Regions from separate parts of the Homo sapiens genome. Here region 1 is linked to region 2. The links are chromatin loops, found by intact Hi-C in ENCODE. Cell type or tissue: GM12878. All regions are shown on one strand. Each heading gives the region's core, and the rest is flanking DNA. Links, peaks and the distances in the headings are about the cores only.

What was found. A loop is a pair of places that touch in the nucleus more often than their neighbours do. Peaks named below come from ENCODE experiments on the same cell type or tissue, not always from the same donor. Only the 100,000 strongest peaks of a DNase experiment are listed, where the experiment ranks them.
Region 1: it touches region 2 in a loop (2.7-fold over the local background); 2 of 110 quality-filtered maps call a loop at or near these places.

What each region holds. Positions count from the first base shown.
Region 1 is chr10:100,664,309-100,676,502 of GRCh38, reverse strand. No RefSeq gene overlaps it. Among named protein-coding and RNA genes, the nearest start is that of PAX2, 75 kb to the left of the region's middle. RefSeq lists a silencer at 5,233-5,412. In GM12878, for the core only: a CTCF peak has its summit at 5,327 (motif pointing left); no DNase peak of the experiment used is centred there; H3K27me3 peaks cover 694 bases.
Region 2 is chr10:100,556,374-100,568,567 of GRCh38, reverse strand. HIF1AN (hypoxia inducible factor 1 subunit alpha inhibitor) reads right to left here. Exons shown (of 8, transcript NM_017902.3): 8 at 8,570-12,194. Among named protein-coding and RNA genes, the nearest start is that of HIF1AN, 27 kb to the right of the region's middle. RefSeq lists enhancers at 5,383-6,020, 6,023-6,072, 6,183-6,262, 6,021-6,659. In GM12878, for the core only: CTCF peaks have their summits at 5,402 and 6,418; a DNase peak (open chromatin) is centred at 6,377.

The DNA of each region.
Region 1 (12,194 bases), core at 1,903-9,902, 110 kb before region 2:
CTGGGCCACACTGGAAGAAGAATTGTCTCAGGCCACACATAAAATACACTAACACTAGCTATAGCTGATGAGCTAAATATAAATATATATGTGTGTGTGTGTGTGTGTGTGTGTATATATATCTGTGTGTATATATATGTGTGTGTGTGTGTATATATATGTGTGTGTATATATATATATAAAATGTTTTAAGAAAGCCTACAAAGTTGTGTTGGGGCATATTCAAAGCCATCTTGGGCTGCATGCGGCCCACGGGCCATGGGTTGGACAAGCTTGATTTAAGCAAAGGATAAAGGACTAATAATAACCTCTTTGGATAGGAATATACAGAGGTACAACCTTTGGAAAAGGCAGTTTGACAGTGTGTGCCCAAATATAAAATATCCTCGGTGCCCCTGTGTCCTTAAGAAAGGTTCCTTGTGTCCAGCCTGAATCCAATAATTCCATTTCTAAGAATTTACCCTAAGGAGATAATTGTACAAGTGCAAAAAGATCTGTCTGCAAATACATTCATCTCAGGGTGTTTTAAATAGTGCAAAACTGTCTGGGCATGGTGGCTCACACCTGTAATCCCAGCATTTTGGGAGGTTGAGGCGGGTGGATCACCTGAGATCAGGAGTTCAAGACCAGCCTGGGCAGCATGGTGAACCCTCATCTCTACTAAAAATACAAAAATTCACCTGTCGTGGTTGTGCACACCTATAATCCCAGCTACTTAGGAGGCCGAGGCATGAGAATTGCTTGAACCTGGAAGGTGGACATCGCAGTGAGCCGAGATTGTGCCATTGCACTCCAGCCTGGGCAACAGAGCAAGACTCCATCTCAAAAAATTTTTTTTTAAAAGTGCAAAACTGAGAACAACCTAGATGTTTGTCAACAGAAGACTGGCTCAGTACATAATGCAATGGACTATAATGCAACTACTAAAACAATCATATAGCTCTCTTTATTGAAACAGAATGGTGTTCATGCTGTATTATTGATTAAAATGGTAGATTATGGAACAGAACATACAATGTTAGTGTGTTTGTATTGCACACCTATATATATGTTTATTTAAAGGCAGAAAGATGTTTCTGGTAGGATGGTCACTAAAATAGCAACAGTGGTTCTGTGACTCCAGTGGGCTTTATTTCTGGCTTTCTTTATATTTTCTATATAGTTTACAATTTGTACAGTGATGATGTGTCTCTCTTTTTTTTTTTTTTTTTTTTTTTTTTTGGGGGGATGGAGTTTTGCTCTTGTTGCCCAGTCTGGAGTGCAATGGCGCAATCTCGGCTCACTGCAACCTCCGCCTCCCGGGTTCAAGAGATTCTCCTGCCTCAGCCTCCTGAGTAGCTGGGATTACAGGCATGCGCCACCATGCCCAGCTAATTTTTGTATTTTTAGTAGAGACGGGGTTTCTCCATGTTGGTCAGGCTGGTCTCGAACTCCTGACCTCAGGTGATCCACCTGCCTTGGCCTCCCAAAGTGCTGGGATTACAGATGTGAGTCACCATGCCTGGCTGTCTTTTTTTAAAAATAGAAAGAAAGAAAGCTGCTTTCTGCATGCTGTGCCTTCTCTGTGCCAGTCTCTGCTTGGCACAGACAGCACAGCAATGAACAAGGGAGTGGCTCCTTAGGAACTGCCCAGGATTACACCTCCACAGCAAAGGTGTTGGGAGTCACAGTGACCTTGATGGTAGCATCCCAAATGCCCTACAACTGCAAACTGTGTCCTCTTCCTCCTGCCCTGCCCCTTGCCTGTGTTCAAATGATCTGTGTTCATTTTTTGGAACCAGAGTGAGAAGATGGGGGTCACCTAGAGAACCTGTGGGCTTGGACATAGGGGAGGGGGGCAGCTGGGCAAGACTGGGGTGGCTTCAGAGACACCCTGTGGGGAGGAAAACCTAGGCCTGCTTCTGTCCTTGGTGCCCCTATGTCCATAAGAAAGGTTCCCTGTGTGCAGCCTGAATCATTTTTTACTTTCTTGGTGAAAATAATCCTCCTGAAAGTGCCTGAAATCATTCTCCTCTGGGGACACACTCCTTAAAACCTTGGGTCTGTAAGTGATCCTAGAAGCCAAGGATTTCATTGTTCCCCACACTAGTCCCATTTTGGGGGGCTTTAGCCTCTACTTGAATGCCTCCAGGGCAGGAAACTCACTCTGTCTTGAAATAGGTCTCTTCTGTTTCAGGCAGCTGTAATGATTAGAAAGTTCTTTCTTAAGACAAGAGCCCAGGTCAGGCGAGGTGGCTCATGCCTGTAATCCCAGCACTTTGGGAGGCCGAGGCTGGTGCATTGCTTGAGTCCAGGAGTTCGTGACTAGCCTGGGTGACATGGCGAAACCTCATCTCTACAAAAAATAGAAAAGTTAGCTGGTCATGGTAGTGTGTGTCTATAGCCCCAGCTATTCAGGAAGCTGAGGTGGGAGGATCCCTTGAGCCTGGGAGGCGGAGGTTGCAGTGAGTCAAGATCATGCCACTGCACTCCAGCCTGGGTGACAGAGCGAGACCTTATCTCAAAAAATAAAGGAAAAGGAAAAGAACCTGAATCTGTCTCCTGGAAGGTGCCTGTCCCCTATCCCTGCAAAGGAGACGTTCTTCAAGGATGGTTGTTACTATGATCTGACTGTTTCTGTCTCCCCCAAATTTGTAAGTTGTACCTGCCACTGACCTTCATGTCTATGGCCACAATCTCGGGCTTCTCAGACTTGCATTTTGCACCTTGTTATGTGGTTGATTAACTAGTGTAGGTCTTCCTTACTAGACTGGACTATTCCCTGAGGATAGGGGTCTACATCTTATTTTTGTACCCCTAGCGCCAGCCCAATGTGTGACACCTAGTAGACATGCAGGGAACAGTTGAATGAACATGGAGTTGTTGAAGAGGGGGTGCATGACCTTTGTGAAAGGCAAATTCAGCCTTTTGTCAAAGTTGGTCTTGGAATGGGGGGGTGGAGGGGAGAGAGGCATTCAACTTCATTTAATCTCAATGCTAGATGGTTGTGTGGCCTCAGGCAAGTTACTGGGTCTCTTAGAGCCTTAGTTTCCTATCTATGAAGTGAGGTACATAATAGTATTTGTCCCACATGGTTGTAATAACAAATCAAATGTAGCAATTAGTGCAAAGTGCCTGCCACAGTGCCTGCCACAGATTAAGTGCCATTACTATCGCTTTTGTTGCTTTTGTTGTTTTGGAGGGGGGAGTACACATGGATTATTATTATTATTTGGTAGTTCATTTCTACCACCTAGTAAAAACTCTGCCCCATCCTTCAAGCCTCCAGCTCAAATGCCACCTCCCAAATGCCCAGACATCCTCAGGAAGTCACTCTCCACTCCCCTGTTGAATAGACAGCACTGTATGTGCTTCTGTTTCAGCACTCACCAGGAACTGCCATCATTTGGAGACATCAGCCCCCTCCTCAACAGTGAACTCCGGGAAGGCAAGGGTAGCCTGGTAGTCTCAATCTCCCTTTGCCTGCAGTAGGTCTGACCTGTGGGAGAGGTTCAAAAATGTTGGGCGAATTTAGGGGAACTTCAGAGCTCCTGGAAATCTGAAAATGTATTGAAAATGGATGAATATGTGATAAAAATGGCCACTCTTCAAGGCACTGACTTGCTAATGGATTTCATGGGTGTCAGGGGCTAAAATATAATGTAAGTGATGCCACAATCTCAATATATTTAGGGCATCCCTCCTCCTTTTTTAAGAAAGAAAGGGGCCAGGCATGATGGCTCCTGCCTGTAATCCCAGTACTTTGGGAGACCGAGGTAGGTGGATCACCTGAGGTTGGGAGTTCGAGACAAACCTGACCAACATGGAGAAACCCCGTCTCTACTAAAAATACAAAATTAGCTGGACATGGTGGTGCATGCCTATAATCCCAGCCACTCGGGAGGCTGAGGCAGGAGAATCGCTTGAACCCGGGAGGTGGAGGTTGCCGTGAGCTGAGATCGCTCCCATTGCACCCAGACTGGGCAACAAGAGAGAAACTCCATCAGAAAAAAAAAGAAGGAGAAAGAAAGAAAGAAAGAAAGAAAGAGAGAGAGAAAGAAAGAAGAGAGGAAAAGAGAGACAGAGAGAAAGAGAGAGAAAGAAAGGAAGAAAGAAAGGAAGGAAGGAAGGAAGGAAGGAAGGAAGGAAGGAAGAAAGAAGAAAGAAGAAAGAAAAGAAAGAAAGAAAGAGAAAGAAAGAAAGAAAGAAAATTAGTCTGATGTCTGTCTGGAGATACCATTACCACAAAGGGGAGAGGTGTTCTCCTCTTCCCCTTCTTCCTCTCTCCTGCCTCACATGGTCCCTCTAGAGATTCCCTAGACAGTGTTCTCAGCCAATATTGCTCTGTTCTGGTCCAGGCATGCTATAGGCATGCTTTTGCAGGGGCTAGCCTGGAACACTGTTTCCTCTGTCATGCTAGCCCATAGATATTAATTTACCAGAAGTGTGGCTTAACGGGAGCAAAACTAGGAGGGGTGGGAAAAACGACCCCCGACCTCGGAGAGAGCTGTGATCGGGATCCTATTTCCCATGCACTGGTGCACCCACCTGTGGCCTTTGTGCACAGGTATTCCCTGTGGACTCAGCAGAATGTTAATAATAACTAACACTTAATAACAGTACTTGTCACTTGTATTGCATTGCATGGTTTCTCAGATCACTTTTACATAGTCTCATTACTTCAACTAATCCTCAGGGAGTGAGGTATGTGGGGCAGATATATTATTTCTACTTTGCAAATGGGGAAACTGAGGCCCAGAGGACTTGCCCAGGGCCACCCAATTAATTAAGGCAGAGCTGAGAGGTGAACTCACGTCTCAGGATGTTGCACAAACCTGGGCACTGGCACATATAGGTGTTACCTGCACACACCTGAGGTGGATTTTTAAATTAAAAATTTTTTTTTTAATTTTGGAGACGAGATCTTGCTATGTTGCCCAGACTTGTCTCGAACTCCTGGCTCAGGTGATCCACCGTCTCCGCCTTCCAAAGTACTGGGATTACACGTGTGAGCCACCGCGCCGAGACCTGAGCTGGGTCTTCAAGGCAGAGGCTCTAAAAGAGCTGAGGCTGAACTGTCCCAAGCCTCAGCTAGAGCCTCACAATGAGGCCTTTTCTTGTGACCCCATGGGGCTGATCTTGGCGACCCCACCCAGGCCCCCGCCTCTCTATCGCTCTCCGGGGGTGCCGGGCTGCTCCTGCTGGGCAGAGGGGCCAGGCAGGGAGCCGGAGCCGGAGCCGGCGGCCTCGGGTGGGTCCGCGCCCGCAGGTGCGAGGAAGGCTCGGGCCGCCAGCCCATCCTCCGGACCCGCAGACCGAGGCTCGGGCCGCACGCGGCCGCCCCCTGGTGGACGTCGGCGTGTCGGGCACGGCGCAGTCACCCGGCCCCGGCGGAGGCGGCGGGTCTCGTGGCTCTCTCGGGCGCCCGCTCCCCCGCCGCCTCCCCCGCTCCCTCCACTTTGGGGATAATTTAACATGTTTCACACTAACTTTCCCGTAATGGCCGCGGAGCCTTTGGAAATGCAGCCTCCCCGCTTTATCGGCGGCTGCGCTAATGGTTATCTCGCAGCCGTGCCCCCGGCGATCCTGTCAGGAGTAAATAGAAGCTGACACAGTCATTTGCTTAAATCTTCTCCACACTTTTGCCGCATTTCCCTCCAGAGGATACCCCTGAAACAACAATTATTTGAAATGTCACGCGTTTCTGCCCCTGGGCTACCAACAAATGAACATTAAATCTATTAACAGCAAAAAAAAAAAAATTAAATGTTTACTTTTCGGAAGGTGTGAGGGGCCTGAGTCAGGGAGGGGCCTAAGGAGAGTCAGGGACAGGGACAGAGGCAGAGACAGAGACAGGGACAGGGACAGAGGGAGAGACGGGACAGGGACAGAGGGAGCGACAGGGACAGAGGGAGCGACAGGGACAGAGGGAGAGACAGGGACAGAGGGAGACACAGGACAGGGACAGAGGGAGAGACAGGGACAGAGGGAGCCACAGGACAGGGACAGAGGCAGAGACAAAGACGGAGGGAGAGACAGGGACAGAGTGAGAGACACTGATAGGGGCACCAGAGGCAGAGAGGGAGGCAGATGCCAGGCAGACAGCTCGGAGCAGGGGGACAGGGTCCTGGGAAAGGGGAGAGACAGACAGACAGGGATATATCCATAGATATATAGATATATCCATCTCCCTATCTATCTATCTCTCTCTCAAATTTAGAGAGAGAGATATACGTACATGCGTGTATATATAGAGAGAGCCCAAAGACACATAGAACAAGACAAAGCAGAAATTGAAACCAAAAAAAGACCACTGTGGAAAAACAGACTCCAAGACAGAAGGGAGGAGGCCAAGGCAGATGCCCAGAGTATGAGACACCAAAAAAGGCAGAAAGAGGCACCCTCCACCCATAAATGGCAGCCCTCCCACCCCGCATTTTTAAAAAGTTAAGTTAAAACCAGAACCCACAGCACGCTCTGCTAATGGTGCTCACCAGCTTAGGGTCTCACTCCCACAGCCTGGTCCTCTTTGGACCTTAGCGGGCCTTGCCTGGTCAGCCTATCCAGGAGGGGGAGGTCTCATGCCCCTCATCACTGGTCCAGCAGCAGAATGTGTGAAAGGCATGGAGACCTGGAAGCAGGAGATTTTGGGGACAGCAGAGCAGGTGTCACAGCAAAGCAGATAGGCCACTGCTGGCCTCACAGCGTCTCGGGCCCCATGGCCATGCTGGCCCACACCGCGGCTCAGTTTCTCCATCTGTACAGTGGGAAGCAGGTCCCTAAACCACTGCAGGCGACCCCAGTGAGCCTGAAGTGTTCTCACAAGTGCAGGGGCTCAGTTGTCCTCCCGTGGGCCCGTGTGACAGTGGAGAGAAGTCGTGCCTGGTCATGTGGAAGGATCTGAGGTGTGTGATGTCGTGCTTTGGTTCCCATAGGTCAGTGCCTCACTCATGCAGGTGTCTGTGGCCATAGAGCACCCCCAGTGGGGAACCGCCCAGGGCAGGGCAGGAAGCTCTCTGGTCATGGAGGGCCATGCCTGACACCAGAACCAGGGCTCAGTGAGGGTCCTTTGAAGGGTTTGAGGGGCAAGCAGTGGAGGGGTCAGTGAGGGGGGTCAGAGAGAGGGTCCTGGGAGAGGAAGGACAGCTGGAGGAGCCAGTGGGTGGGTGGGGCTGCATGAGGGGCTGGTGTGAGCTGTTCTCACTTCCTGACTCCTCCTCCCCTGGCGTCTCTCCCACCAGGGGACATTTTCTGTGACATTTTCTGTTGAAATATAAATGGGTTGAATTTCATCGTGTGAGGTGGAGGGCTCTCTGGGTCCTGGGCCAGGCGCCTCTGGATCCCTCTCTCGCCCCCTCCTGAGGACGGCGTGTCCAAGCTGGGGCTGCACCGCCCGGACCTTCGTTATGTGTTACTGGGTATGAACACTGGCTCCGTACACTCCATACACCAATAACTCATGTTCAAACACAAAAGCAAAGTTGTGACTTTGCTCTCACACGACTGCTTTAAATTTGCACATTTTAGCTGCATATGAACCCACACTCTGAATTCTACATGCCAAGCACACTCAAGTGTACACACAGATGCTCACCTTCCACATTCGAACATCACCTTGCACACTCAGACACATATCCAAGATCTCCTTCCCCCGTCCTCCACCCTGACCATGCCCACCCCCATCCTCTCACTCCAAAGGAGAATGGCAAAGGGTACGTATGGCTGGGTCACTGAGGCTGTGTCCCTGTCTGCATGTAAAGTTGTATATGTGTGCCTGTGTGTGTGACTGACAAAGAAAATATGCATGTATTTCTAAGTCTTTGAATGTGGACATGTTGCCGCATACAAGAAGACTCTGTGTGTGTGTGTGTGTGTGTGTGTGTGTGTGTGTGTGTGTGTTGGAGGGTTGTGTGCCCGTGTGGTTGTGTGTGACTGAGAGTGTGTGGTGGGGGTGTGGGGGGGTGAGTGCTATTTAAATGAAAAAGAAAGGAAGTGAATCAGGGTCGTTTCCATTTTAATTGTAAAACAGATAAGCACTAAACACTTTGAAAAAGTAAATGACTTGAGAATAATTACTCTCTATTACCCAGCGTCCCAGGGGGGCAGTTGGAGGAGCCCAGATGGCTACAAAAAATGGGATTTAGCAGAAAATTGAAGACATTATTCACCGTAACACATTATCAATTACCTTCATATCAATTACAATAACCTTACATTAGCGAGGGGCCCCGAGACCCTCAAGCCCCGAGACTGTGGAATCACTGCAGCCCTGTGGGGGGAGGGGCGGGAGGAGGGGTAAGAGGATGGGAGGGGACTGGGAGGGTCCTGCCTCCTTCTCTCTCCTGGAGATGCTGCCGGCTCAGGTCTCATACCCCATTCCAGGTCTCTATTCCCCAAATTCCTCCCAGCCCCATCACCCTGGGCTGGGGGGTCATGTGGAGGATGAAGTCTGAGAGCAGGAAGTAAGCTGAGGAGGTGAAGGGTAGGAAGGAGAGAGATGGACAGAGAGAGACTGAGGCCAGGAGGTGGAGGTGATGAGAGGCTGAGCAGGAGGGAAATGAAGGGATGGGAGGAAACGAGGGGGCGGTCTAGATGGGCCCAAGATATCTGAGAGGCTGAGGAGACAGAAAATTCAAAAGAATAAGGGGGACAAGGTACTGAAAAGTCACCTTTTAGAAATGCTGCCTTTACTCTGTGGTCATTTCCTAAGCCACCCACCCCTCCTTCCCTCCCCGCTCCTCCTCAGCACTTGGGGCTTTTCTAGCCTGTCATGTCTCCCATCACCCCCCACGCCCTGCCCAGTTAGTTTCTATGTGATTCTCTCCTCCCACCCCAGATTCTCTCTGATGAAGAGGATGAGGGGGCCCTCATGAGAAAGGGTTGGCTGTCACCTGCAGTAGGAACCTCAGAAGCAACACAAAGGGAAGAACTTCCTCGAGGAAGACTCCAACATTGAATCCACCTGTCTAGGCTGTGACCATCAGTGGGGAAAGGAGCCCGAAGGCTCCGCAAGGGCAGGGTCTGAGGTAGAGAGAGAATGAAGAGTGCAGTGATTCCAACCCTCACTGCTCCCTGTTCCCCCAGCCCCCACCAGCACACACGCCACCCTTCACTGGCTTGTGGGAAACCAGCCAAGCCAGGCTGCAGATCTGTCTTGCCCAATATGGTAGCCACTAGCCACGTGTGACATTGAGCACTTGAAGTGTGGCTCATCCAAATGGAAATGTGCTGTAAATGAAAAATACACACCAATTTGTAAAGATTTACTATGAAAAATGTAAAACATGTTAATTCTTTACAAAATATTGATTACATGTTAAGATGATATTAACTTGGCTATATTGGTTTACATAAAATATCTTATCAAAATTAAGCTGGGGCCAGGCACAGTGGCTCACACCTGTAATCCCAGCGCTTTGGGAGGCCCAGGCAGGAGAATTTCTTGAGCCTGGAGTTCAAGACCAGCCTGGGCAACATAGCAAAACCCCATCTCTAAAACAAATTTTAAAAATTAGCTGGGTGTGGTAGTGCATGCCTGTAGTCCCAGCTACTCTGGAAGCTGAGGTGGGAGGATTGCTTGAGCCCAGGAGATTGAGGCTGCAGTGAGCCATGATTGCGCCACTGTACTCCAGCCTGGGTAACAGGGCAAGACTTGTCTCTAAAAACAAACAAAAAGTTGGCTTGATGGTCAACTGGCTACTCTGGAGGCTGAGGTGGGGAAATTACAGAATTGCTTGAGCCTAGGAGTTCAAAGCTGCAGTGCTCCATGACTGCACTTGTAAATAGCTACTGCACTCCAGCCTGGGAAATATAGCAAGACCCCATCTCTAAAAGAAAACATAAATAACGACTTTTTTTTTTTTTTGAGACAGAGTCTCACTCTGTTGCCCAGGCTGGAGTATGGTGGCACATTTTTGGCTCACTGCAACGTCCGCCTCCTGAGTTCAGGTGGTTCTCATGTCTCAGCCTCCTGAGTAACTAGGATTACAGACATGCGCCACCACACCTGCCTAATTTTTGTATTTCTAGTAGGGACGGGGTTTCACCATTTTGGCCAGGCTGGTCTCAGGCTGGTCACAGCCTGGTCAGGATTACTCCTGACCTCAAGTAATCCGCCCACCTCAGCCTCCCAAAGTGCTGGGATTACAGGCCTGAGCCACCGCACCTGGCCAATAAGTATGTTTTTAAAAAGTAGGCTGGATGCAGTGGCTCATACCTGTAATCCCAGCACTTTGGGAGGCCCAGGCAGGAGGACTGTTTTAGTCCAGGAGTTCAAGACCAACTTGGAGTACAAAGCAAGACCCCATCTCTAGAATAAATAAAGAAATAGGTTTTTGGTTTTTTGTTTGTTTGTTTGTTTGAGACAGAGTCTCACTCTGTGGCCCAGGCTGGAGTGCAGTGACATGATCTCAGCTCACTGCAACCTCTCCCTCCCGGGTTCAAGTGATTCTCGTACCTCATCCTGCCTCAGCCTCATGAGTAGCTGGGACTACAGGCACATGCCACCACACCTGGCTAATTTTTGTATTTTTAGTAGAGACAGGGTTTCACCATGTTGGCCAGGATGGTCTCAGTCTCCTGACCTCATGATCCGCCCATCTGGGCCTCCCAAAGTGCTGAGATTACAGGCATGAGCTACTGCACCAGGCCTAAATAAATAGTTTTACCTTTTTTTTTAACCTTTTAAAGAGGAAATGTAGTCACTATAAAATTTTGAATTGCATATGTGGCTCACGTTATATTTCTATTGAACAGTGCTAGGCTAAAGCATCTGGGAAGGAAAGGGTTAAAGGGAGGAGCAAATTCTGGGTGTCCTCCCTGGGATTCACCCCAATGATGTTCTAGTTTTCCACTTCAGAGAAAGGAGCTCCCCAAGGACCAAACTTTCTGAGATGGAGCTGAGGTAGGAATGCCAAGATCCGCCTGTTCTTTTTCCTTTCCTGAAACCCAGCCCCAGATGTCAACCACCCAGGCCAGGATGTTTGTGGACACAGAAGCCCAGGAGTAACAGTCACAGCTTCCTACATACAGCTCTTTTTTCTTTTTCTTTTTTTTTTTGAGATGGAGTCTCGCTCTGTCGCCCAGGCTGGAGTGCAGTGGTGTGATCTCGGCTCACTGCAAGCTCCGCCACCCGGGTTCACGCCATTCTCCCACCTCAGCCTCCCGAGTAGCTGGGACTACAGGCGTCCGCCACCACACCCGGCTAATTTTTTGTATTTTCAGTAGAGATGGGGTTTCACTGTGTTAGCCAGGGTGATCTCAATCTCCTGACCTTGTGATCCACCTGCCTCAGCCTCCTAAAGTGCTGGGATTACAGGTGTGAGCCACCGCTCCCGGCCTAGATTTTCAATCCTCACAAACTCACTTACACATTCCCATTTCTCCCACAGGGCATGCATGCATGCACACACACTTCCTGCTCTTTTGCACAATCTCACATTCCCACAGGCCAGACACATGCACTCACACTGTCTGCCCTGTGACATCTTCATGTAGATATACATGCATTCACACATCCATGTGGACACATGCTTCCCACCCCACACACAGAGCAGGGTAAGGAGGACAGGCGGGGCAAAGTTGTCAACTTGATTCACGGTGTGTGTGTGTGTCCAGGGGAGTGTGAGCTAATAGTGTCCCCCTCCCCCAGGCTGGGCCCAGAGGACTAATTGCCAGTAATGAGCTAAAAGGAGCTCAGAGCTGGCCTCAGGCACCAGATGAAGATGTTTCCAGAGACCAGCCAGAATCTGTCCTGCTGTTTTGTTGATAGAAAATCCTTCTCCCCCGGTGTCCCCTCTCTGTCTCTGTCTCTCCTCCTGTGGCTCCCTCTGGTTCCTGCAGCCTCTGAGGGGTCCAGCCATACTCCACTCACTGCCTCTCCCATCAGCCTCTCAGCCTCCTTCTCCCAGTCATCCTGCCCCATCATGGCATTTGCCCTCCATCCTGCCCCCTTCTCTTCTCCCCTGTGGGGACCTCTCAGGGTATCCATTGCTGAGCAAGCAGATTCCCAAAGGCACGCTCCAGGGCTAATGGGGAAGGTTGCAAGGAGGTTGATTGTAACTGGATCTAAGAAAAATCTTTCCCGTAAGGAGATCTGCCCAATAATAGAAAGGGACAGAGCTGAGCTCCCTTCCATGGATACAATCAAGCAGCGCCCATTGAGGATGCTGCAGAAAAGACTGCCCCACTGGAAAGGTAGTTGCACAGGATGACCC
Region 2 (12,194 bases), core at 1,917-9,916:
CTCTGGGCCTTTCTCATCTGTAAGTGAAGAAATTGGGCTTTCAGAATGTGCTCCATGGAGCTCTAAGGGTTCTCAGGGGTGTCTAGGGCTGCTATGGGTAAAGGTTAGAGCAAGGGTAAATTTCAGCCAACGTATTTCTGCTTTTCTCTCTCTCTCTCTCTCTCTCTCTCTCTGTGTGTATGTGTGTGTGTGTGTGTGTGTGTGTGTGTGTGTGTGTGTGTGTACATTCAGAATTGAAGGTTCTAAGGTTAAAAATATCCTTGGAAACTCCTGGACTAGGTGAGCTCTAGTTCCCTTACAGAATATTACAATGCAATAGAGGCAAAAATGGTTCCCAGTCAGATAGCAGAGCACGAGCTGCTTTTTATCTGCAAAGTTATCTAAGTGGACTCCATATCTGCAGACTCAACCGAGGAAAGGAGCAATAAGAATTGAATGAGCCCAATTGGAGGAGGATTCCTAGAGGAGAGGAGTTTTCAACATCCCATGCAGATTCCTAACTCCGGTGACAGACTCAAAGAGACCAGGGAGCTGGTGGGGGAGGGAGTCGGGGCGCCACTTCTCAGAAGGGACTGTGATCAAAGCAACAGCCAAGAAAAGCCTAGTTGGGCCTGAATAGCAGTGGCAGATGATGACTGGGGGAAGTGGGAGATGCAGGGTGGCCCACACACTGTTTGAAAGCCCATATGCACTGAGGATGGCAAATAGGAAAAACTCTAAAGTCAGGTCACCTTACGGGAGCAGAGCTTTCTCCTAGGGAAGGGAATGCTGAGGGCAGAGGAGGCAGGGAATCCCCTGGAGCCAGATGAGTGAGGACACAGGCTATTTTTCTCCATGTTCCTTGAGGCCAGGGCAGAGGAAATAGCCTCAAATTGGGGGTCAAGTGTGTGTGTTGCGGGGAGGTGGAAGTCAGAGAATAGAGCCTGGAGAAATCCACTACTTTGGACCTGAGGTTGGCTGAGGTTGGGGGTGGTTCCCTGTGAACCCTAGTTCAGGGAAACGCTCTTCTCCTGCTCCCTTCCCCTCTGCAGGCCTCAGTGTTTCCGCACCCCACCACCGCCCCGTTCTCATGTACACACCCTCTTCAACTTGCCTCCTGAACCACGGCTCGGTCCACTCTCCTTGAACTCCCAAATTCCTCCCGCCCCTGAGTCATCTTCACCCTCAGCAGCTCCACTGTTCCTGGCTTCCACCCTGCTACTCTGCCAGCTCCTAGGCCTGTTCCCTGCAGCCGGCAGCGCTGGCAATGCCCTCTCCTAGTTCTCCAACCTCTCGCTGACTCTCCCAGCAGCTCTCTCCTCACTCCCTCGCTATGCAGAAGGGGCCCAGCCAGGCTTAGGATGCAGGTTTCCAGTGCTTTACCCCTCCGCTTTTTCCTATGACAAATTCGTCTGCAAGCAAGACTTCAAATTCAACTAGCAACCCCATAGGAATGACCCTCCAAGGGGCCCTATTTTATATGTGTATTGAGTGTCAATAGATGTGGAAAAATGACTCCCAAATTGGTACTTCAGTCCTAACTTCCAACTGGCATCACTAGCCCCTCACTAGACAGCTCCCAGACTCCCCAGCATCACCTGAAATTCACTGTGATCACCTTGAGTCCCCGACCAGCCCATCTCTCCCAGAATTCCTTCCCAGGTCATGCACCTGCTAGGGCCAGCCCAGCCCACTCACCACTCCTTCATCTTCACACGGAGTTTTCCTTCAAATGTGCCTCAGTGTGGTCTTTTATCTGCATGCTCCAACCCCAAACCCCAGACCAGCCCAGGTGTCTTTACCGCCTTAGGGGTTGTTCCCAATCCCCAAATGGGCCCCCTTTTTATCCCTCTCTAACCCAACCTCTTCCCTGGCTGCATGAGTGATCTCCCCAAATACATCATGTCCCTCATCCAGAACCCCATGGCTCTCCATTGCCCCTGCTTACTGTCCAGATCCCTCAGCCTGCCTCACCCCCACCCTCCCCTCCAGGAAGCCTTGCCCCCTCCTAAGTCTGATTCTTTCCAGCCCCTCACAGACCTCCAAGCTCATTTCCATACCTTTTCCAGCTGCTCCAATAGCTGGAGCTGCAACTCTTCTGAGGAGTTAAATCCCAAGCACCCTTTCCAGCTGAACTTCTCCACACTCTCAACTGGGTATGAATGGCCACTTTTAACACTCCTGGCTCCTGCCACCAAAAGTCAGTAATTCCCTGCTGCCCCACCCCATTACTCCCTCTCCCTACCCCCACAAAAAAAGTCAGTAGTTCCTCCAGGACACTGTTACAGCAAAAATGTCCCTTGTTGAGAACCACTGGTTGGATGCTACTCTCTTGCCTTTCCCCATGGGACCTTCTCTAAATGACTAATATGCCTCAGGACTTTCTTTCACCTGCCTGTAAGTCCTTAGCTTCTGGCTGGAGGCTGTAAGGAGTGATGATGATGAGGAGGAGAAGGAGGAGGAGGAGGAGGATGCTGGCAATGGCAGCACCCTCTTAAGCAGCACTTTCTATGTACTAGACACTGTTTTTTTTTTCAAATCTTCTACATATATTCATTCATTATCATTACAACCCTATGAGATAGTGTTACTATTATTCCTGTTTTTCAGATGAGAAAATTGAGGGAGAAATTAAGTAACTTGCCCAAGGTCACCTACCTAGTAAGTAGCTGATGAAAAGGCATAGCAGAAAGTCAGACTTTGGAGCCACTTCTCAGAAGGGACTGTTATCAAAGCAACAGAAAAAAAGCCTTTCGAAAACCAACTGTCACCAACTGGCTGTGTGACCTTGGCCAAGTTACTTCCCTTCTCTGAACCTCAATTTCCTAATTTGTAAAATGATAAAACAGTACCTAGTTCGCGGTGGTTTAGAAAGGACTCGTGAATATAGAACACTCCTTGGCATGAAGCAAGCACTCCCTTTCTGTACCTCCTCCTGTCCTTCCCTCCACTCATAGCCTACCTCAGATACTTAAAAATCATGACAATGACAATGCCTCACATTTGAACTCAGGCTCTTGAGTCCAGGGTCCAGGCTCTTGACCCCACACACTGCATGGCTGCCCATACTCGTCTATCGGGCCCTCCTGGGCCAGGCTCTGGCAGTTGTCCCTCCCTTCCCCAGGGAGGCCCCTCACTGTCCTCATCGTGTCCTGGCCCCTAGGCCCCTCAGCCTGGCACTGAGCCTATCATTTGTAATCAGGTCAGACCATGGCTTGCTTACTCCATCCTGCCCCAAGATGCAGCATCAGCTTCACCCAAGGCAAATCCCAGCCCAGCTGCACTGCACCTCCGCCCTACCAGGCAGTACATCACACGCCTAGATTGCTCCTTTGACTCCCAAACAAATTCTTCACAACAGCATTTCCACCCCTCCCTCTGTGTCCGTCCAGCCCAGCCTCACCCTGGCCACCCTTACCTGAAGAAGCCAACCTCAACCTTTACTCTTACTTTTAGGAGATCAAAACCTGGGTCCAGGTTGAACCCCATGACTTCCCCTCCTTCTCCCCATTTCTCTGAGGCTTCAACCTCCTGCAGGCCCTGTCCCCCCTTCCCTCTGGAACTCAGCTCCTTCAAGTGTCTGCTCTCTCTGGTAGCTTCCATCTCCCCCTCTCCAGTGGCCCCTTCTCCTATGTCCTCTGTCTACAGATTTGCTCCTCTTCCCCTGGCTAAAAAAGCGTTGCTGCAGTTTCCTTTTCAAAACCCCAACCTGTCTCCAGTCCTCTGTGTACTTCTCAACGGATAACCTATAGCAGTTTATACTTGCTATGCCCCCATTTCCTCTCCACCAACTCACCCTCTAACCCCTACCATTCTGCTGACCTCTTCATCCCCAAATCTAATGACCTTCACTAGGGCCTCACTCCTGTCTCCTGCACTCAAACCCCTCTTCAGAGGTGACCCTGGTTCCCACCCCTCCTGTGTCGTTCTTCCTCCCTCCCTCTCACTGAACTCCACCCTCAGTTCCACTCCTATTTACCTGGGAAATGACTCTCAGGCATGTTCACACCTACCCACCCCCCGCCCAAACCCTCTTTTCTCTCCTTTTCTCCTTGGGTGTTCTCATCTGCCTAATCCTCACTACCTCTATGAAGCTGAGCCCAACCCTGTTTCTTTCCCCTGGGTTCCAGCCTCATACCTCCTGTTGTTGCCAGATACTTTCTGTTGCAGCCAGACCCCTCTGCCCTACGAGCTCACTGTGCTCCAACAATGGTCAGAGCTGTCCTCTTCATCTCTTCACTGCCCTCCAAACCTCAGGAAATTCAGGCCTCTGTAGCTTTGCTCCCCTGAAGACCAACATGTCACAGTGTTCCATCCATATATACATATTTTGGAGACAGAGTCTTGCTCTGTTGCCCAGGCTGGAGTGCAGTGGCGCAATCTTGGCTCACTGCAACCTCCACCTCCTGGGTTCAAGCAATTCTCGTGCCCCAGCCTCCCAAGTAGCTGGGATTACAGGCATGCATCACCACACCTAGCTAATTTTTGTATTTTCAGTAGAGACAGGGTTTCACCATGCTGGCCAGGCTGGTCTCAAACTCCTGGCCACAAGTGATCTGCCTGCCTTGGCTTCCCAAAGTGCTGGGATTACAGGTGTGAGCCACCACACCCGGCCCCAATATATTTTTTCTTCATTTTCATAAATTCATAATCAGGGGGAAAAACACAAAAGATAAATTTTCCCCATTTAAAGATGCAGCTCTAGCTTCCCTCCTTCAAGGGGCCTTCTTTTATAGGCTCCTACCCACCTCTGAGCTCCCAGGTGTTCACCATCAAAGCTCACCACCCACCGCTTGACTCTGCTGTGTCTCTCCCTTCTCTAGGCAATGCACAAGTCCTGTCTCCACACCAGGTACTGGGATCCTCAGAGGCTTACGAAGCTCGGCCTTCACTTAAGGTGTCTACTCTCCAAGACCAAGCTGGGGAAGACAGCATCAGATGGTTTGTAAGTTCTCTTCCAGCTCCAATATTCAAGGATTTGGAATTTGAGGGTTCCTTCTATAACGTTCCTCTGGGAAAGTCTTCAGAGTGTCTTCAGTTAGCAGATATCCACATGTTTGTGAGCTGCTGACAAGAGTGCCCCCCTTTTGGGGAGTTGAGGCCCAAGAGAAACCAAGAGGATCATAAGATACTGTGTGTGGATGTAGGGGTGAGGGAAGTGTCCTGGAGACGAACTCCCTTGAAAATCTCCAATATGCTAACCTACACACACACACACACACACACACACACACACACACACACACACACACACAGTTCACCTAAACCCCCTGGAGGCAGAAACGTTCCCCTAGAAGCTCTTAAGGAGCATCCTCTTCCCCTCTTTCTCCAAAAAAGGGAATAGTCAGTATCCTGGGGCTCAGTGCCTCACCACAAACCACAAAGCATGGCTGCCCCCATGGGGCTTCACTGAGCATGGCAGCCTCCATTACCCGTCCTCCTGCCCCCATCAGGACAGAACCAACCTCCATCTCCAGCTCTCCAAGAAAAGGCCAACGGACTCCGCCGTTCCTCCAGTTCTTTCCCCTCTCCCACTCCTCCCAGTAGGCTGAGTCCACTCCCTGCAGCAATCCATCACCCTCAACACGCCCGTCCACCCACACCCCCACCTCCCCGCTCCTGAGCGGCACCCACACACATGGACGGTCCTCGGTTCATCTCGCCCTAGGTCTCCAACGCCCATCTGGAGCTTCCAGGGTGCGCCCGGATCCCAGCCCCGGCCGCCTCCTCCCGCCACCCGGGCCAGAGCTGCCTGAAGAGCAAGCCGGTGTCCTCGGCAGCCCCGCCCCGGGCTCTGAGGACTAGATCTCATCCCTAAACGAGGTCAGAGGACCACGGACCTCAGACTCACCTGGGAAACTGGTCACAAATACAAATTCCTGGGCCCCATCCAGAACTGCCGAATTATTCTGGCGGTGGAACCCGAAACCCGCCCTGCCTGCAGCCCCTCCGGCGAGCCCGAAACGGTACAGACCCAGGGCCCCGTCCGACGCCCGACCCCTCGCCCCAGTGCCCCCGAACGTGGCCGCCACTCTGCTTTGAACAGCGAAGGAACTCGAGACAGAGCCGAGCTGGGCTGCGGCCAGCCCACGGCCAGTCGGCGGAAGGTCGGGGGCCCCAGGCTCTTGCGCGGCCCCACAGACCCTTGCGTCAGAAGAGTGGCCCCCCGCGCCATGGGCTCTGCGGCCAGGAGGCCACGTGCGACGTCGCTCAGGCCGGAACACGTGGCTCCAGCAGAAGCCACATCTGGATTCTACACGTGCTGGGCTGCGGGCGAGGTTCTTCCACACCACAGGCGTCTTCTTGCCACCCAGGAGACCTGGGCCGGCAGCTTCCCTGCAGTGCGGGGCCCACGGGCTCCCCGCAGTGGGGAGTGCGAGAAACGCAACTGCGACCTCGCCGCGCACTCCGCTTCCGCCATTGGCTCAGGATCCCTGCGTGGAGCGAGGGCGCCACGCTGCGACTGCAGCAGGGACGGCACGTCCCAGGGGAGAGCGCGGGAAATATGGTGCGTGAGGTCCCAATTTCCAGGTTCCCTCCCACCTCAATGACTCGTTTTATAGCCGCCCCCTCAGGCTGACCTCTACCCTAGACCCCGTCTAACTAATCGCTAATCCCCTGACCTCAGGAAGGCCAGGGATGAGAGTCACAGGCCAATGCCTCTGGGCAGCCATAGGAAGTGAGGAAATGCAGACCCCAAATTTTCCCCTAAATCCTAGAAATATGCTCCAGATAAAAGTCTTTGCCTGGGTTCAGATTCTAGACTCCTGTCCTTCATTCCAGAAATTTCAGCACCATAGAATCACTGGCAAGTCTCGGACAGTATTCAGGCCCACTGCCATGGTGGCTTCCTATCAAAAATATTCTCATTTGTCACTGACCTTAGCAGGGGAAAAGACCTCAGAATTGGACCCAGTGCTCAGAGGTGGCCTGACCATCTCAGAAAGCAGTGGGGTAACACCTCCCTTGATCTGGCTGCTCCGTTTGGTTAATGCAATTCATGGCTGTGTTAGGATTTTAGCAGTCACATCACACAGTTGACTCATATTGAGCTTGCAGTCAACTAAACCCCCCAGGTCTTTTCTTCATGAACTGCTGTCAAGCTGGGCCAACCCCTACAACCGGTACTTATGTCATTGATTTTGTTTTAACCTAAGTGCAGGACTCTACATTTATCCCTGTTAAGTTTAATCTTGTTGGTTCCAGCCCAGTGTTCCAGCCTGTTGAAATCGTTTTGAATCCTGACTCTTTCATGCAAAGTATTAACTGCCCCTCCTAGCTCTATCACCTGCAAACTTGATGAGCCTGCTGCTTCGGTCAGTTGTCAATAAAAATGTCAGAGAGGACACAGGCCCAGACTGAGCCCTAAGGCATACTGCTGGAGACTTCCCTCTAGTCTAGGCTGACATGGATCCATTAATCAACCCTCACTGGGTCTGACTGTTCACCAAGCTTCCTAGCCATTTGGTTCAGATGCTTCTGCCACAACTAGATAACATGAGAGGCTTTGTCAGAAATTTGTCAGAGGCTTTGCTGGAAATTTCTCTTGCCCAGGCTGTGGCCCCCACATCAAGCTTAGGCCTTCTTTCTACCCTCCACACCCCACCATCATTTGTTTACTCATAACTTTAGGGGATTATATTTCCAATGGTGCCCCCTCCTGCATGACTTAATATTTCTGAGCTTCAGGATCACCTTGGGTGTGCCTTTGCTATTTCATATCCCATCATCCTATGCCTCCTCTGAGACCTCATTCTCTTAAATTCTCTGTCCTGCCACCTTCTCTGCCTATAAATGTGCAGTGGCCTCCCTTGCCTAAAAAGCTCTCTACTAGCTGCCCCCTTAAACTGTGGTTGGCTTCTGCCTCTGTCCTTCTTTTGAAAATCCAAACACTTCCAAACTCACCTTTCATGTCTCCTAAGCCTTTAGCAATCTGGGCTGCCAATCTCTCAGCTGAGCAACCATATTGCCCAAGCAGTGGACAGTGATGGTGGAGATAGAAGCAGAAGATTCACAACCACATCACAAAGATCAGATATGGTGGCTGCATAAAGCAGAGAGCCCAGGACCCCTCACAGACCAAAGTCAGGCTGCGGTCAAACTAGGCAGGTGACCAGAATGTTCAAAAGGACTGAGACATGAGGTCAGAGCCTAGGCAAAGTGCCTGGTCACAGACAAGAGCAGTGAACACTGAGAAGCCTGAGCCTGGGGACTTCTTACACAGTTGCTATAGGGGTTGGAATCAGTCCTGGAGCCAGGTCAGCTGGGAAGACAGCCTGGCTGGAGGGGGGAATGATGTGAACAGAGAGAGGTAGGGCCTACACTTTTCCTGAGCCCTTATTCTAGGCTGCCCAGCATCAGTTGTTAGCAACTCCAGAGTGCCTCAAGTTCAGGGCCATACCCTCAAATATCTATGTGGGCCAGACAGGTCACGTGAGTGAGATCTAGGGTACAACAGTGAAGAGTGGAGATTGACAAACTGAAAGGAACACAGCCAAGGGGGCAGTTGCTCTTCAGCTCCAGCCAACTGCTGTCACATGGGAAAGGCGATTTCATTACTGCCAGATCTGATTTTCCAAAGAGAGAAATCTTTTTAGGTCAAGTTTCTGATCTTTAATGTTGTCAATTTTTTAAAACTTTCAAAAACTTGTATTGGCCAAACAAAACCATGTCTGTGGCCGACTGGACTAGCGGTGGCCATCTTTTAACGGCTGCTAGTTACGTGGTACTTGTAGAGGCTAAGTGACTTGGGTGTGTGGTAATATTACATTTAGAACCCACTCTCTGAGTTTCTTAATGTCAATGAGAGTGACTTTGGGTTATATAGAAACAATTTATATTCATAAATTACTTTGGTTAAAAAATATATTCAAGGCCAGGCACAGTGGCTTATGCCTGTAATCCCAGAACTTTGGGAGGCTGAGGCAGGACTGCTTGAGCCCAGGTGTTCGAGATCCGCCTGGGCAATGAAGTGAGGCCCCTGTCTCTACAAAAAATAAAAAATTAGCCAGGTGTGGTGGCATGTGCCTGTGATCCCAGCTACATGGGAGGCTGAGGCAGGAGGATCACTTGAGTCCAGGAGGTTGAGGCTGCAGTGAGCCATGCTTGCCCCACTGCACTCCAGCCTGCGTCGAAAAGCAATGCCCTGTCTCAGAAAAGAGCAAACTATTCACCTCTTCAAAGTTACATATCCAAAATCCTCTCTTTTCTAAGCTTTTAAGTTCTGCTAACAAATCTTATTATTTTGCTTATAAAACAAAAAAGTTTAATGTTTGATCCAACTTACATTTAACTAAACTCCTTTAAACACTTAAATGGCATTTATATGATTAATGTATTTGATTTCCTTAAGTACTTAATTTATCTGACCAAGACAAAACCTGATCAAGTACTTATATTTCCAATAAATTAAGTTTATAAATACAGGAAATCTTAAGTTGTTCTAAATGTTCTAAAACTACAGAAAGACTTAGCAATGATTGTACCACTGTACTCCAGCCTGGGCAACAGAGTGAGACTCCGTCTCAAAAAAAAAAAAAAGAAACTTAGCAAAATTTCAACTTAAAATTCGAGTATAAATACACACTTTTTAGTTGGCATTACAAAGCAAACCTGTTACTCTCACAAATGCTCTTCCATATGTCAAGGACTTAAAATACAAACTGCATAGATCCTTACAGCAAATAGTAATGATGTGGGGGTTTGATGTTTTTAAACACACCTGTTCTTCATCCTAAGTCCTCCATCATTAAAAGATGCACACCTACCAAGGAAACACCTGATGCCACTGCATGTATTTTGGAGGTTATCTTCTCAGATGACTGAGATTGCAGAACAACCAGATATGTTGGTTGGGCCACTGACTAGACTGTGAAAGGACCCAGAAAGTGCTATTTGTGGCCTCATAAAGCCCTATCACATGGCCTCCATTACATAAAAAGGCAGTCAGTCAGCTCACATCCCTGAGTTTGACGCTATTCAGGGCCTAACTGCACTTTCTCACAGAAGTCTAGAATCCCATCTAGGCTGTCAGATACCTTGTCTCAGTGGCAAATTTCCTTGGCTGTCAAAACACAAAATGTCTTCTCATCTTGATGATTTCTGCTTTTTATTTCTAGGTGAACCACTGCTCTTAAGAGTGTTTGTTTTTTCAAGAGATGGGGTGTCACTATGCTGCCTAGGCTGATCTCAAACTCCTGGCCTCAAGCTTCCTCCTGACTCAAGCCTCCCAAAGTGTTGGGATTACAAGTGTGCACGACTGTGCCTAGCAACTCTTAAGTTTTTCAGATGAAACCTGGTTGAATGCAGGATTGCTGTAACAACTTTGACTTCTGGTCACAATTCCTAAGGTTCTCCTGACAGAATGCTGGCCTCCTCACCCTTAGTTCAGGGTCTTGTCCTCCGCTCCTCATTGCCTATCATCGTTTAGCTTTCCCCTCTAGAACACCCATCTTCTTTCTTGAGACTCTCACCTCTTAGCATCACCCTTTCTGCACCACACCCCCATGCCAACGATTCCCAGAGGTCCCTACTCCATCTCCAGTACTGTGGAGTCCTGCTCCCTTCTCCATGATTCTTCCCCATTCACACTCATGCTCCCTCTTACAGAACTGATCTCTCCTCAGAAAAGGGAAATCTGATGTTACTTGTTCACACTAAGACATGCACAGTTGAGTCCTCCTGTTTATGCTGGGTAAACGATGCTTCCTAAGAAGAAATGGAGGAAAAGAAACTAACATTTACTGAGCACTTACTAGGCACTAAGTTCTGAATTAACTTAGTTAGTTAATGAGTTGTCTCATTCATTCTCAATAGCCACATAAGAGGACCTATTAAGAAATCCAGGGCCAGGTGTGGTAGCTCGCACCTGTAATCCCAGCACTTTGGGAGGCCAAGGCAGGCAGATCACCTGAGGTCGGGAGTTCGAGACCAGCCTGACCAACATGGAGAAACCCCATCTCTACTAAAAATACAAAATTAGCCAGGCATGGTGGCGCACGCCTGAGTCCCAGCTACTCGGGAGGCTGAGGCAGAATTGCTTGAACCTGGAGGAGGTGGAGGTTGCAGTGAGCCAAGATCACGCCACTGCACTCCAGCCTGGGCAACAAGAGCGAAAACTCCATCTCAAAAAAACAAACAAACAAAATCTCCCGAAACCCCCACTCCCAATATCTCAACAACCAGCATTTATATAGTGCTCAGTTTACATAGTATTTCCACACACATTGGCAGGTCATCATATTATTAACCAATTTTTTTAAATGAGGGGACCGAAGCATAGCGAGATGAACACCCCCAAAGGCACCCAGCCTGTGCAAAGTCCACTGACATTCTCACTTAGGTTCACTGGCCAGAAGCTTGTGTTCTCTCCACTCAGCCACACTGTGTCCTCCACAGACATCCTCCTGCCCCATTTCCTTTACTCTTCTGGGAATCAGATGGCAACCCAGAACCAAGGTCTCTGTTCCTGTTCCTCAAGACCCTGCCCTATTAAACCCTTTCTGTCCCCAGCCCAGCACTTCATGGACTTTCAGTCCCTTCCACAACTTTATCTTTTCCATCTTGCTTTTCCTGCCCCAGTCATCTCTTCTGTGATTTCACTTCAAGCACCATTATCTTGAGAGTCAGAGTAGGATCAGAAAAGCCTTGCTGCTGTAGTCTCTCCAGACACTAAGGAAACACTTTTCAGAGACACTTGGTCTTCATAATAAAACATTTTCCTGAGTGCTTGAGCCAGGTGTTTTAAAAACATTATCACGAGCCCTTATAACAATGCTACAAGTTATGTGCTATTTCCTACCCCTCACAGAGGAAGAGGTTGAGACCCAGAGACACTGACTTACCTAAGGTTAGAATTAGCTAGTGGCAAATGGTGATTCAAACCCAGGAGTCACCTCCAAAGCCTCTGTTCTTGTCAGTGCATCACACAAACCCTTGTGAGAACAATGACCATGCAGACTGTAGGTGGGGTTTTGTTCAAATATGATCAAAAATTCACAATTCAAAAACTTGGAGGCAACGTTCTTAAATCCATGGTCCTACCTCTAGACTAGCAAGGCAGACTCTGACAATCTCTACCCATCAGTAACCTCTGACTCTTACTAGCATGACAGCCTCTGTGACAATCTCGTCTCCTGCATCCTTGTGCACATCCCAGGGTCTCCTTCTTGCCTTCTGACTGTGCTGCTGGCTCATACAAACCTTCAATGCCTCTT